2 separate regions of the Homo sapiens genome follow, and region 2 is linked to region 1. Evidence: read pairs that join two places in POLR2A ChIA-PET (ENCODE). Cell type or tissue: A673. All regions are shown on one strand.

Region 1 (8,000 bases):
AGGGTGACATTCACCTGCCCTGTCCTGGCATTTAAGCCTCCCCATGGCGTGGCCCCGGGCTCCCCCATCTTCTTCTTGCTGCTCCATCCCCTGTGCTTTACGCCTCCACTACACCAACTCTCATGGCTCTCCACACACGCCAAGCTGTTTTTCACCTCCCTGCCTTTGTTCACAAATTCTCTCTGCCCACATCCTCCCTGTGCTCCTCCCTCCCTCCTTTTGGTTCTATGAGCCCATAAGGTTTTGGCCTAAGCTTGTATACTTTGGGATCTCATCTCTTGCAGTCAGAAGAGTCTTTTGTGTTCCTGTCTCATCTGGTGCATGTTCCTGTCACTGCCCTTCGTCACCATTTTGTACTTGAGTTTCATTCTCTGTCTCCCTTTGTGAGCTCCTGGAGAGCAAGGGCCTTGCCCTCTTCATCTTTGCATCCCATGTACCACACAGGACCTAACCAAGAGTTGGTGCCCAGTCAATGCTTCGTGAATAAGTGTGTGAATGAATGACTGAGGTGCAGAGGGTCAGACTCTACTGCTCCCAGACTCAGCTCTTGTCAATTCCAAGACTCAGCCTAGTACCAGCTACACCCTTTCTTGGGCTGCTCTTGCTGTTTAAAGTGGCTGATGGTGGACACCCAGGAATCAGCAATTGGATCAGTTGCAAGTAACAGAGATTGGAAAAATAGTGGCTTAAACAATGCAAAGTGTTTGTTTTTCTCATGTAACAAGAAGTAATTCAGGGCTACCAGGCATGGGTCTCCATGGTCTCATCAAGGACCCAGCTGAGCCAGCACAAGATCCACACCCCCATACCTCCAGCATCTCACTTGCACCCAGGTAGTAAAAGGGGGAAGGACAAAGGACAAACTAATGATTGCTAACTGGGTCAGTGCCCTTAAATGACACTTCCTCTAGCATCTCATTGGTCAGAATGATGTCACATGATGATCTTAGCTGCAAGGGAGGCTGGAGAATATATTTTAGCAGGGCCTATTGCAGCCTCCAATAGAATTGTGGTTCTGTTTGTAAGGAAGCAGGGAAATGTAGACACTGAGTCTGCCTACCCACCCAGTTGCCATCTTCCCAGCCTTCTTTGCTGTGAGAGTTGCTATTGAGTATGGGTACTGAGTAGCACATACTCAGGGAAGTTGGGTCCAGTCCCAAAGGATGAGTCCTGTCTAGTTTAAACCAGTCATGGTACTCCCATTTCCGCCCGAGATGGGTTTGGGGTGAGCATGTGACCTACTTCTGGATAATGAGACATAATTGCCTTCTGAGGGCTTTCCAGAGAGTTTTCCTCCCTCATAAAGAAACAGATGTGATGAGGTAATCACCTCCCTTTTTTCCTGTCTTGAACACAGTTGGGCGATGACGTGATCCTGAAATAGCCTTGGTAAGCTACATCCATGAGTGGTCAGGGCTACAGGAAGCCAAATGCGGAGGATGGTGGAGCAGGGAGATGGGAGATTCTGGCTTCATCGAGTCTTTGAGTGGCTGAGTTGACCAATCTTGAAATTGCCTACCTCCAGGCTTCTTGTATAAGCCACATTTTAACCATATGTTCTGCTACTTGCAGCTGAAAATACCTGATATTTGTGATTTGTCTGTCTAGCATCCTTCCCTTTGGGAAACAGCACCCTTTCTTTTTTGGGGGAACTCCTATCCTCACTCAACCCTGTGGTTCTAGTTGGGGATGGTATTCATTGTACCTCATCCTCCCTGGGGAAGGATTCCTGATCCAAGCTGAAGCAGTCATAATCCTTCCCTGAGATTGTTTTTTTAAACTAAGCATAGACTTGAGCATGCTAAGGAGCCTCTTAGAGCAAGCCAACCTGGAGGAATACAGACACTCAGAAGGCATGAGGGACAGGGAACCAAAGAGCCTTGCTGGAGGTCCAGTTGTCCTTGAGGCCAGCTGTTCCCATAGGTTGATTATGAGAGTTCATAGATGCCCCACTTTTTGCCTACACTGGTTCAGGTTGAATTTCTGTTACTTCTGACACACATGGGGCCTGAACCTCCTTCTTCCCCTACCTAAGTCCTTCCCATCCTTCACATTTCCACTTGGTTGCCTTTTTATAGCCAATTCTTTGCTGGAGTTAGCTGCTGAGGACATAGGGATTATTGAGACTCAGTCCTCACAACCCAATGGAAAGACAGATATAGACAGTCACAATCCTGGGGGGGCAAGTACTACAAGACACAGAAAACCTCAGGCCAAGGTGACTGATTTATTTTTGTAACCTGATGTGGTTTGGATTTGTGTCCCTGCCCTAATTTCAAGTCAAATTATAATCCCCAGTGTTGCAGGGGCGGGCCTGGCGGGAGGTGATTGGATGACGGAGGCAGATTTCCACCTTTGGTGCTATTCTTGTGATAGTGAGTGAGTTCTCACAATATCTAGTTGTTTAAAAGTGTGTAGCGCCTCCCCGCATGCTTCTTCCTTTTGCTCCGGCCATGTGAAAACATGCCTGCTTCTTCTTCACCTTCTGCCATGATTGTAAGTTTCCTGAGGCCTTCCCGGCCATGCTTCCTATAGAACCTGCAGTACTGTGAGCCAATTACACTACTTTTCTTTAAACCAGTCTCAGGTATTTCCTTATAGCAGTGTGAGAACTGACTAATCCATAACTCTAGTGTCTAACAAAGGGTCTGGCACAGAGTGTTGGTGTGATGAATGAATGAACACATGTACCAATTTGGTTAGAGGAAAAAGCCTTTTCACCGTATGTAGCTTATGGTCAATGCTCTTATCCCTAGGGTTTTGCTCTCATGGCCCAAGCTATTTCACACCACATCCCATCCCATGCGACAGGATGGAGGAAGGAAGGGAGAGGAGGGGAACGGCATGCCATCTCCATTTAAAGATTCAGCTGGGAAGCAACGTGCATCATTTTACTCCATCCCATTGCCCAGAACTTAGTTGTGTGGCTTAACCACAAGGAAATCTGGGAAATGTAGTCTTTATTCTGGATGGCCATATTTGCGCCTAGCTAAAAACCAGGTGTGTGCGAGGGGTTCTATTTCCATGAAGGAGATAGGAGAACAGGTATTGATGTCCAACTAGCGCCTCTGCCACAGTGGGGCTTCGGAATAAGGCAGATGTGATTTCAAATCTCAGCTTCTCAGCTCTGTGATCTCAGCAAGTCACTAGACCTCTCTGAGCCCAACCCTCTTCATCTATAAAATGGGAAGGGTCATGAGGGTTGGATGGCATAACTTGCACGCAGCACTTTACGGGGGATTAAATGTCTGTCGCTCTCCTCTTTTCCCTCCAGCGAAAGGACTCATGCTTGAATTCTAGCCCTGTCTCTAAGGTTCTATGTGACCTAGACTCCTGGGTCCTCTTGCTGGAGGAAGAGGTATTTAAGGCTTGGCTGGAGGATCACTTAGCGGGAAGTTGAGAAGGAGATTTAAGATCATATAGGGGGCTGGACGCAAAGATCTGAACCTGAGATTATAGTATAGGTTTTTGACACCTGGGGTGAGTGTGTGTTGAGTGTTATGAAGCTTCTCCCGGGACAGCACACACACATGTTGCCCTACTCAGGCAAAACAGATAGACTTGAACAACAGCTTCTCTGTTCAGATACTGCAGGGATGTACCTCCAGTTCCACTATTTGAGTGTCACTTGTTTGTGTATATGGCTGCCTTGTTCTGGACTGAAAGCTCCTGGGAGCAGGAAAAATCATTATATTTATTGAGCAGCTGTTATTTGCCACTTGATTTATATTTTCTTGTTTAGTTCTCACTACCACCTAGCAAGAACAGTTTTATTGTCCCCATTTTGCAGATGGGGAAATTGAGGCTCTGAGTTTACTAGAGTCACCTGTCTCTCAGTAGCAGAGCCAGAATCTGAGCCCCAAACTGCATCATGAGAGCCCATTTTCTTCCTCCTGCACCATGCTCCCATTGCCTTGTTCATTTCCAAATCCCCAGCTCTCAGTATGGTTTCTAGAGCACAGGAAATGTTTAATGAATTCTTAAAATAGAGAAAGCCTTGTCGCCGGGAGTGGTGGCTCATGCCTGTAATCCCAGCACTTTGGGAGGCTGAGGTGGGTGGATCATTTGAGGTCAGGAGTTTGAGACCAGCCTGGCCAACATGGTGAAACCCTGTCTCTACTGAAAATACAAAAAGTAGCCAGGCATGGTGGTGCATGCCTGTAATCCCAGCTATTCGGGTGGCTGAGCACGAGAATCGCTTGAACCCCGGGAGGTGGAGGTTGGAAGCTGCAGTGAGCCGCGATTGCGCCACTGAACTCCAGCCTGGGAAACAGAGTGAGACTGTCTCAAAAAAAAAAAAAAAAAAAAAAAAAGAGAAAGCCTTGTGTGGACCAGAGTTGAGCGGAAGGGGAAGAGGTGTTAGGCTCTCCTACCCCCATCCCTGAGCACCTCTCACTCCATTCCTGACGAGGCAGTTCTCCAGTTTCCTGGGGGTTGCTTCATGCTAGGTCCAGATGACCCAAAGGTGGGGAATGTGGCTCAGCTGTAAGCTTGGATCCTTTCCCAGAGCACAGCTAGCTTCAGGCTAGCTGTGACAAAGTCTTTGTTACAGCTCCCTGGGGCTTGTTCTTGGAGCTCCCCACCCCGGGCACTCCCTAGCTCCCAGAACTTTCTCCCTGCCTTTCCCTCCCTCCCTCCCTCCCTCCCTTCCTTCCTTCCTTCCTTCCTTCCTTCCTTCCTTCCTTCCTTCCTTCCTTCCTTCCTCTCTCTCTTTCTTTTTCCTTCCTTCCTTCCTTCTCTCTTTCTCTCATTCTTTCTTTTTTTTCTTTTTTCTTTTTTTTTTAGACAGAGTCTCGCTCTGTCGCCCAGGCTGGAGTACAGTGGCGCGATCTCGGCTCACTGCAAGCTCCGCCTCCCGGGTTCACGCCATTCTCCTGCCTCAGCCTCCTGAGTAGCTGGGACTACAGGCACCTGCCACTAGGCCCGGCTAATTTTTTATATTTTTAGTAGAGATGGGGTTTCACCGTGGTAGCCAGGATGGTCTTGATCTCCTGACCTCGTGATCCGCCCACCTCAGCCTCCCAAAGTGCTGGGAATACAGGTGTGAGCCACTGCGCCCGGCCTCTTTCTCTTTCTCTCTCTCTCTCTTTTTCTTTTTCTCTTTCTTTCTTCCTTCCTTCCTTCCTTCCTTCCTTCCTTCCTTCCTTCCTTCCTTTCTTTCTTTCTCTCTTTCTCTCTCCCTCCCTCCCTTCCTTCTTTCCTTCTTTCTGTCTCTCTCTCTCTCTTTCTTTTCTTTTCTATATAGAGACAGAGTCTTGCTTTGTTGGCCAGGCTGGTATTGAACTCCTGGCCTTGAGTGATCCTCCGCCCTCAGCCTCCCAAAGTGCAGGGATTACAGGAATGAGCCACCATGCCAGGGCCCTTTCTCTTCTTTCTGCTTCACTGAAACTTAACCATCCTAAATCCTTATTTTAGAAGGAACCAATTTTTGGCTTTATTGGTTCTCTCTATAATATTTTTGTCTTCTGGCTGGGCGTAGTGGCTCATGTCTGTAATCCCAGAACTTTGGGAGGCCATGGGTGAATTACTTGAGGTCAGGAGTTTGAGACCAGCCTGGTCAACAGGGTGAAACCCCGTCTCTACTACAAATACAAAAATTAGCCGGGTGTGGTAGTGCCTGTAATCCCAGCTACTCAGGTGGCTGAGGCAGGAGAATCGCTTGAACCCGGGAGGTGGAGGTTGTAGTGAGCTGAGACCGCGCCACTAGTCTCCAGCCTGGGCAACAGAGTGAGACTCTATCTCAAAAAAGAAAAAAATTGTCTTCTATTGTATTAATTTCTGCTATTATCTTTATTACTTCCTCTACTTTCTTTCTGTTGGATTTACTCTTTCCAATTGCTTGAGATGGAGCCTTAATTGACTATCAGCCTTCCTTCTTTCCTAATGTATACATTTATGCCTACCAATATCCCTCTAAACATAGCTTCAACTGCATCTCACATGCTTTGCTGTTCCACATTTTCATTATCATTTAGTTAAAATTGTCTAATTTCTATTATGATTTCTTCCTTTATCCGTGAGTTATTTAGAAGTGTTTTGCTTAATTTGTAAACATTTGGATATTATCTAGATTCTTTTTTTTTTTTTTAAGATGGAATCTTGCTATGTTGCCCAGGCTGGTCTTGAACTCCTGGGCTTGGACTCCTGGGTCTTGAACTCCTGGGCTCATCATCCTGCCTCAGCCTCCCGAGCAGCTGAGATTATAGGCATGAGAAACCACACCCAGCAGGGGCTATGTATTTTTTCAAAAACATTGATTTCTGGCTTCCTACTTAGTATGCTTTCATTCTCAAAAATTCATTGAAACTTACTTTTAACCCAGGCATGTCAATCATCGTCATACTTTTCTATGGCTGCTGTTTCAAATTCCCACAAACTTAGTGACTTAAAACAACACAAATGGATTATAAGTTTGAAATGGGTCTCCTTGGGGCCAGGAATGGTGGTTCATGCCTGTAACCCCAGCACTTTGGGAGGCCGAGATGGGCGGATCACCTGAGGTTAGGAGTTCGAGACCAGCCTGGGCAACATGGCGAAACCCCGTCTCTACCTTAAAAAAAAAAAAAAAATTAGCTGGGCATGGTGGCGCGCGCCTGTAATCCCAGCTACTTAGGAGGCTGAGGCAGGAGAATTGCTTGAACCTAGGTGGTGGAGGTTGCAGGGAGCTGACATCGTGCCACTGCACTCCAGCCTGGGTGACAGAGAGAGACACCATCTCAAATAAATAAATAAATAAATAAATAAATAAATAAATAAATAAAATAATAAAAATGAAAAACGAAATGTGTCTCATTGGGCTAAAATCGAGGTGTCCCCAGAGCTGCTGTTCTTCATGAGTCTCTAAAGGACACTCCGTTTCCTTTCCTTTTCTGGCCTCTAGAGGTTTCCCAAATTCCTTGGCTCACAGTCCCTTTGCATGTTTAAAGCCAGCAGTGGCCGGTTGAATCTTTCTCATGCAGCATTTCCACTATTTGAGTATCACTTGTTTGGCACTCCCTCTTCCACATCTAAGGACCCTTACAATTTCATTGGGTCTATCCAGATAAGCCAAGTTAATCTCCTTATCTCAAGACTACCTAACTAACAGCCTTAATTCCATCTGAAACATTTCCCTTTGCATGTGACATATTTACAGCATCTGTGCATTAGGATGTAGACATCTTGGTGGCGGGACATTTGTTTGTTTGTTTCTTTTTGAGATAGTCTTGCTTTGTCACCTAGGCTGGAGTGCAGTGGTGCAATCTTGGCTCACTGCAATCTCTGCCTCCCAGGTTCAAGCGATTCTCCTACCTCAGCCTCCCAAGTAGCTGGGATTATAGGTGTGCACCACCACACCTGGCTAATTTTTGTATTTTTAGTAGAGACGGGGTTTCACCATGTTGGCCAGGCTGGTCTCGAACTCCTGACCTCAGGTGATCCACCCCCCTCAGCCTCCCAAAGTGTTAGGATTGCAGGCATGAACCACCATGTCCAGCCCAGTTTGGGTAAATTTTTCACGTGCAATTGAAAAGAATATCTATTCTGTAGTTGCTCTATTAGGTCAAATTTGTTCAATCATTTTGCCAAATTTTCTATAACCACACTGGATATAATTTTTTTGTTTTTTGAGACAGAGTCTCCCTCTGTCACCCAGGCTGGAGTGCAGTGGTGCGATCTCCGCTTGCTGCAACCTCCGCCTCTTGGGTTCAAGTGACTCCCCTGCCTCAGCCTCCTGAGTAGCTGGGATTACAAGCATGAGCCACCGTGCCCGGCCAGATGTAAAATTTTTTTCTGCCTCTCCCTCTCCCTCTCCCCCTCCCCCTCCCCCTCCCCCTCCCCCTCCCTCTCCCTCTCCCCACGGTCTCCCTCTCATGCGGAGCGGAAGCTGGACTGTACTGCTGCCATCTCGGCTCACTGCAACCTCCCTGCCTGATTCTCCTGCCTCAGTCTGCCCAGTGCCTGCGATTGCAGGCACGCGCCGCCACGCCTGACTGGTTTTGGTGGAGACGGGGTTTCGCTGT
Region 2 (8,000 bases), 110 kb before region 1:
TCCCAGCACTTTGGGAGGCCAAGGTGGGAGTATCGCTTGAGCCTGGGAGTTAGAGACCAGCTTGGGCAACATGGCAAAACACTGTCTCTGCAAAAAATACAAAAATTAGGCGGGCATGGTGGCATGTGCCTATGGTCCCAGCTACTCGGGAGGCTGAGGTGGGAAGATCACCTGAGCCAGGGAAGTCAAGGCTGTGGTGAGCCATGACTGCACTCCAGCCTGGGTGATAGAGTAAGACCCTGTCTCAAAAAAAAAGAAAAAAAAAAAAAACCCACAGAATTAAAAACAACAAACATACTCCTGCCACTGCTTAAAACCTTCTGATGGCACCTAAAGCACTTAAATACACTCTAAACTACTTCCTTTGGCATGCAAGGCCCTCAAGGTCCTGCAGATCTCATCTCTTACCTTTTATTACACTGACCTTCTTACTGTTCCCTAAAAACAAAGCTCTTTTTCTCACTGTGCACTCATGCACTCACTGTTCCCGCTGTCTAGAATGTTCTTTCTGTAGTTCCTTATTGTTTGGGTGTCAAATGTTACTGCCATAGAGAGGCCTTTTCTTTTTCTTTTTTTGAGACAGAGTCTGGCTCTGTCGCCCAGGCTGGAGTGCAATGGAGTGATCTCAGCTTACTACAACCTCCGGAGAGGCCTTTTCTTGACCACCCAACCATAAGTTTCTCCCAGTCACTACCTCACATCAACCTTTTGATTTAATTACAGCCCTGTCACTACCAGATGTGTTTCTCATTGGTCTGTTTTTCTACACTAGACTGACAGCAGGGGCCTTGACTATCTGTGAACGCTACACTGCTAGGGGCCTAAAGAGTGCCTGGCACAAGACAGGTGCTCAAGGAATGTTTGCTGAAATGTTCAGTGTTTATTTTTGTTGTCCTTCTCTTTCCCTGTAAACATCAGTAACTGACTCTTAAAAGGGCTTATATGCTCATCTCCAGGGCTAGCAAAGAAATCTGCAACCAAACTTTATCTTACCTGTAATAATAACTATAACTTATTGAAAAATCTCTGTGCCAAGCACTATGATAAGGTACTTTAATTTGCATTTCATTTAATCTTCACAATAAACCTATGAGGATATGAATTATTTCTATTGTATAGGTCCATAAAACTGAGGTTTGGTGGTTTTAACTGACCTGCCCATGAGCACTTGCAAGTGACAGAACTAGGATTCCACTGTGGATTCATTTGAATCCAAAGTTATGCTTGCTGTCTTACAGCAAGGACCCAAGAATCAGAGTGGCAGGGGATGGGGGCTTGAAAAGAAGAGAGGCCAGCTACATCCCTGAGGACTAGGGATGAAACATAGCTTAAAAAGACAAAGGCTCTCCATGGGTACTCACACGTTTGGATTAAATGAGAACACACTGCCAGGTGCAGTGGCTCACGCCTGTTATCCCAGCACTTTGGGAGGCCGAGGTGGGAGGATCACTTGAGGCCAGGAGTTTGAGACCAGCTTGGCCAACATAGTGAAACCCCATCTCTACTAAAAATACAAAAAAATTAGCCAGGTGTGGTGGCAGGTGCCTGTAATCCCAGCTACTCGGGAGGCTGAGGCAGGAGGATCGCTTGAACCCGGGAGGCAGAGGTTGCAGTGAGCCAAGATCATGACATTGTACTCCAGCCTGGGCAACAAGAGCAAAACTCTGTCTCAAAAAAAAAAAAAAAAAAAAAAAAGAAAGAAAAAAAGAGAACAGAACACATATGAAAGAAGGCCTAGCCCCTGATATAATTGGTTCCTTTCCCAAGTTTCTTGTTCCTTTCACTGAAGTCTCTGACCAGTACATGAATGAAGGCTCCAACAAGGAAAATGCTGAGTCTTCCACCTCATTCACCATCTAACTCCCTACCAGGCTCAAACCTTAGAGCGGCGCTTCCCAAGGGTGCTCCTGGAGATGCCATTTCCATGTTCATTAACAGAGGATCCCAGAAGGCATCCAATACAATAACAGCTGAATGAACCAAGTAGGTAAATGGGTTTCCTGCAGAATTCTTGGAGTCCCTAACATGCTAATCTTCACTTTGAATCTCAAGGAAAGGGGATTATAAAATATGCTTCAGTTCCCAAACAAATTTGACCACACATTTGTTTTGAGGTGTACCTTACAGAACTAGCTTTCCAATGATCTTTCTTCCCTGTCCTTCATCTTCTGTCTTGGATTCAAATCCTTTCCTATTACCACTCCATCTCTCTCCTAACCAGAGGCTCCTTACCTCACACCTTGACTTCTGAAACAGATTCCTAAAAATTGATCACTTTGCTTCCAAGCGCTCCTTCCACCAATTCAGCCTCTATGTTCCTGCCAAATTCACCAAGGCATCAATTCACTTCCCTTTGTATATATAGGAACTGACAATGGTACCAACTGCCTGGTTGGCCAGTTCTACACTTCCTGGCCCCACTTGGCCAGCTATATCCCTCTCACTGGGCTTAGTGCACTTTAGGCACCATGATCATATGGCCTTTATTCTATTTTTTCTTCCTCTGTCACCTAGGCTGGATTACAGTGGTATGATTGTGGCTCACTGTAGCCCCAAACTCCTGGGCTCAACTGATTCTCCTGTCTCAGCCTCCCTCTTGAGCCACTGTGCCCAGCAGCCTCTATTCTTTTATCCTATTTCCTGTTCCAAGCCAAATCCTACAGCTCCTTCACACCCTATCTCTTCCATAGGATCTTCCCTGGATCCTCTGTAAAAAAGGGAGGGAGAGTGAGGACCATACATATCTGAGTTCATATCCTAGCACCGATCAACACTAACTGTGGGATTTAATCTCCATGCCTGTTACCTTGCCTGTAAAAATGGAAATAATTACTATTTTATAGGACTGTTGGAGAATTCAGTTATTTCATATATGTTCAATCAAACACTAAATCCCTGGATAGTTTTTTACTCTATATCCCTCACAGCTAGGCACTGGCAACTCAATAAACACGTTAGGCAATTTGAATACAGGAAATATTGAGTAGCTTCCATCTCATGCTAGAGGAATGGTCATTTGAATAAGTGGGGCCCACCCAGCGTATTCACCACACCAGCACTTGCTTGTACTTTTAACAGTAATCAAGTGGCCACTGTGTTAGCTGCTTTTATGGGCTTTATCACTTCCAGCCATCTTGAGATACCATAAACATGGAAGCTGAGGTGCAAAGGTTATGGTGACTTGCACAGTCAGGCACAGCTGGTGAGTGGCAGGGCTAGGGTCAGCCTCTACCCTAAGACAATACTGAAGAGTGCTCTGGATATTTCAACACACCAGTCCCACTGAGTTCCATGGGATCCTGATGATTCCAGTGGAAAGTATTCTTGAGACTCCTTGGCAAACTCCTGTTTGGGACTGTCTTAATGATTTCCATAGAAATTCTGGGCTACAAAGTGAGCCTCTCACTTCTGTCATCCACAGCCAGAGGTTAGAGCCATGAGATGTGAAGTGATGTAAAAGTGAAAAGACGGGCCAGGCGCAGTGGCTCAGGCCTGTAATCCCAGCACTCTGGGAGGCCGAGGTGGACGGTTCATGAGGTCAGAAGATCGAGACCATCTTGGCTAACACGGTGAAACCCCATCTCTACTAAAAATACAAAAAAGTAGCCGGGCGTGGTGGTGGGCGCCTGTAGTTCCAGCTACTTGGGAGGCTGAGGCAGGAGAATGGCCTGAACCTGGGAGGCGGAGCTTGCAGTGAGCCGAGATCATGCCACTGCAATCCAGCCTGGACAAGAGAGCGAGAGACTCAGTCTCAAAAAAAAAAAAAAAAAAAAAAGTGAAAAGACGGGTTCTAGTCCAGGTCTCCCCACTGTCTGTGTCCTCAGATAAGTCCTTGTTCCTCTCTCATGGTTTCCACTGTGTCTGACTATGGTGATGATTTTGGATATTAATGAAAAAGGAGATAGGAGACATTTCATCAAGATTCTTTTCCCCGCCCTAATTCTTTCTTTCCTTATCAGATCTGAAGAGATGTGACATCAGAAAATATGGCTCAGAACTTCCTGATGTTTCTAAATCAGGCATGGGTCAAAGAGCTAGGCACACATTAGTAATCCGTAGGTGTTAGCTATTATTACTACGTGTTTGCCTAGCCCTTGGACAAGAGAATTCAAGTCTCTAGAGGTTAATACTTAACAACAACTTTTCTCAGTTATAACCACCATACTTCTAAATGTGGCCCCTTCCACCTGCTCAAGGACTATGTAATGGGGAGGCTGGAATAGTCATCCTCTGTGGTAGAGAATGCTAATTGTTCACCAATATCCCCAATCTCTTTGCTCCTTCCAACTTTCATTAGATTTTTTTCCCTTGATACCAAGCTACTTTTTGCCTAGTTTTTTTTTTTTTTTTTTTTTGAGATAAGGTCTCACTCTTTTGCCCAGGCTGGAATGCAGTGGCACGAACATGGCTCACTGCAGCCTCGACCTCCTGGACTCAAGCCATCCTCCTATCTCAGCCTCCCAAGTAGCTGGACTACAGGCGCGAGCCCCCATGCCTAGCTAATTTTTAAATTTTTTGTAGAGATAGGGTCTCACTATGTTGCACGGGCTGGTCTCAAACTGCTGGACTGAAGCCATCCACCCAACTCGGCCTCCCAAAGTGCTGGGATTACAGGCATAAGCCACCAAGCCCAGCCGTGGTTAAATTTTAATATTAAATATCCAAGGCCGGGCACGGTGGCTCACGCCTGTAATCCCAGCACTTTGGGAGGCCAAGGTGGGTGGATCACGAGGTCAGGAGTTTCAGACCAGCCTGGCCAACATGGTGAAACCCCGTCTCTACCAAAAATACTAAAATTAGCCGGATGTGGTGGCGGGCGTCTATACTCTCAGCTACTCAGGAGGCTGAGGCAGGAGGATTCCTTGAACCCAGAAGGCGGAGGCTGCAGTGAGCCCAGATCACGCCACTGCAATCCAGCCTAGGCAGACAGAGCAAGACTCCGTCTCGGGTGGGGGGAAAAATCCTATTTGGGAGAGGAATGCAGAACTAGATGTAAGAATCTGATCACTAAAAAACTGGGATGAGTCTAGTGAAAATGTTTCAGGCCTGAGCATTTTCAAAACCACCTAGCAAAGCTGCCATCATGTAATTTGATTTCTATGACCCTTTTTTTCAAACCTTATACCCCCCCTTTTTTTTTTTGAGAGATGGGAGTCTCACTCTGTTGCCCACACTACAGTACAGTGGTGCGATCTTGGCTCACTGCAACCTCTACCTCCTGGGTTCAAGTGATTCTCCTGCCTCAGTTTCCCGAGTAGCTGGGACTACAGGCGTGTGCCATCACCCCAGCTAATTTTTGTTTTTTTTAATAGAGACATGGTTTTGCTATATGTTGGCCAGGCTGGTCTCAAACTCCTAACCTCAGGTGATGTGCCCACCTCTGCCTCCCAGAGTGCTGGGATTACATGCGTGAGCCACCGTGCCTGGCCCACATTCTTTATATAAAATGATGAGATCTAATATCTACATCTGTATACATATACACTGATGACACTTGCCCAGTTTATCTTTTCTCCAATTTCACAGGTTGAAAACAGATGCTTTTTAAACAAATGACCTCTTTTTGCAGATGTTACCACTATGTTCAAATCCTGGACCAAGCCTCTGACACACCTGACTCCTCTCTTCCTGTCCTTGTTGCCGCCATGTTGAGTCATTAGCTCAGCTCTGAGTTCCTATTCACTTGTAAGCATGAATCATCTCACATCCACAACTCTATTGAAACTCCACCCTGCTTTTGTATTTTGCTTCTTTTTTCTGGCTAAAATTCAACTGCTAGGATGAACTTCCTCTCAACAAATAGTGCTTATCAACATTTCCCTCCCATTTCTACCATTCACTAGCCACACTTTTAAACAGCATAGAATTATATCTGCTAAGGTCCAAATTGATCACTTTTCACTTTTTAATTGCTCTGAATGCCAGGGTTCTAACTTCACTTAAATCTAGTCTCAAGGCCTGGTTAAAGCATAGCTGAGATGTGCTTCTCAGGGGCTGAGGCCTGTTCGACTCGTTTTCTCTATGGTGCCTCATAGTGCCTGGCACTCTGCAGGCAGCTAGTCAATGTTTGTTTAAAAAATTCCATCTTCTCTCCCTCACCTCTTCTCCCTTTGCTTTTTCCTCTAGATTCCTTTCACACTTCTGTATTTTTTGTTCCTACCTACTCATACATTCTTTCAATATAAAATACTCTACACAGAATTCCACTTCTGGAGTTGGGACAGAATACATGCCCTTATGTGCTGGCTTGCCAGCACTTTTTGGATCTTTATATTATGCTGCTAGAATTGGGGAATGCAGTACAATTTGCTAAAGCTTCAAAAGGAATAGGATCTTAGTTCCATGTGGGCATTTAGCAAATATTTAGCATTCTTGTATTCAGGAGAACAAAGCTGAGAAACTCTTGTTATCATCCACACACACTTGATGAGCACAGTCCAGAACGTCAGTGCTGGCCCAGCTCAGCAGCTGGAGGAACAGCTACTGATAGCACTCTACAGGCGCTTCCAGTACTCGAGAAACAGGAGAGCGGTTAGCGGGGCAGGTTCTAGAGTCAAAAGGCGTGGGGCCAAATTCTGCCATCAATAGCTGTGAACTCTGTGCCATGATTTCCTCAACTGGAAAAATGGGCAGCAACAGAATCCATCTTGGAAGATCAGTGTGAGGACTGAGTGGACACAAGGAAAGCACTCAGAACGGTGCTTTGCACCAAGTGTTCATGTGTGTTAGTGATCCTATCATTATTCCCATAGTCAGATCAGGGGCCAAATGTACAGAAGTGAAAACTTTTCTACCAGAGTGTGACTGGATACACAGAATCTTGTTTCTGGAATTTATTTACTAGTAGGTGAAACTGGGCAAATCGCCTAAAATGAATCCTAGTTTCCTAAGTTCATCACTGATAAGGTTGTTGCAAGATTGTTCATACATATCACAAAGTACTAAGCCATTGAGGTACTCACCCTGAGTCCTTTCCTTCTCCCTAGTTTTAGCTCAGGAAATAATTTGCAAATATCTGATTAGGAGTAGGAGAAATACTAATGGCTGGCCAAAAGGAAGCATGTACTGGGTCCTCCTTTCAGTGACATGACCTGATGATCTGAGACGAATTATTTTATCTCCCAGTGCCCCAGGTCCTGAAGAGTCAATTCTACTTGCTGCCAGATAATGGCCATGATGCAAATGATATATTAGCTCTGGTAAGGCATTACTCTGGTTACTACTGGCATTGGAAAATAATTACTCTCATTATAGTTTTGTCTGCATCTGGGGATTAACATTCTCCTAAGAGTAGGCCTTTGGCTCTTTCAGGGCAAATGGTCCATACCTGTGTTTTACAAATCACCCCAAATAGGTTGCTTCCAGCTGTAATTCTGGTCCCTATGTGGCAACAATTTCACTTCCAAGCTAAGAGAGTAAGAAAAAGGTCTTCTGGAATTGCTAATATGCACTGCTTGAAGAATGCTTGAGCTTCTCTGCAGCGAGGACTGCGCGGGCCTAACTACTTCTAGTCGGGGTCATCAGGCAAGATCATCACCTGAGTTGCTATGGACTGCAGCCATGCTGTTGTGTCCATTAAGACACCACAGAACTGACTCTCAAAACCTTTAATAAAGTAATTCTAGAAAATCAAAGCAAAGAGAAAAAAGCTGAACTTCTTTTTTTGTTTTTCCGAGACCCGTCACCCAGGCTGGAGTGCAGAGTGGTGCAATCTTGGCTCACTGCAACCTCCACTTCCCAAGTTTATGCGATTCTCCTGCCTCAGCCTCCCGACTAGCTGGGACTACAGGCGTGCACCACCACACCGGGCTAATTTTTGTATTTTTAGTAGACACGGGGTTCCACCATGTTGGACAGGCTGGTCTCAAACTCCTGAACTCAGGTGATCTGCCCTCCTCGGCCTCCCAAAGTGCTGGGATTACACCGTACTTGGCCAAAACCTGAACCTCTATTAACCTGTGGGGTGGCATTTGTTCTAAGTGGGTAAGAAAGGCCATCTA

What was found. Peaks named below come from ENCODE experiments on the same cell type or tissue, not always from the same donor. Only the 100,000 strongest peaks of a DNase experiment are listed, where the experiment ranks them.
Region 2: POLR2A ChIA-PET joins it to region 1 with 12 read pairs; 2 of 35 experiments call an interaction of 5 or more read pairs at or near these places.

What each region holds. Positions count from the first base shown.
Region 1 is chr22:38,798,499-38,806,498 of GRCh38, forward strand. No RefSeq gene overlaps it. Among named protein-coding and RNA genes, the nearest start is that of DNAL4, 8.4 kb to the left of the region's middle. In A673, no CTCF peak of the experiment used is centred here; DNase peaks (open chromatin) are centred at 3,933, 4,473 and 6,953; H3K4me3 peaks cover 1,030 bases; H3K27ac peaks cover 5,440 bases.
Region 2 is chr22:38,691,111-38,699,110 of GRCh38, forward strand. The region is part of intron 2 of JOSD1 (Josephin domain containing 1); the gene reads right to left. Among named protein-coding and RNA genes, the nearest start is that of JOSD1, 5.8 kb to the right of the region's middle. In A673, no CTCF peak of the experiment used is centred here; no DNase peak of the experiment used is centred here; H3K4me3 peaks cover 1,576 bases; H3K27ac peaks cover 1,868 bases.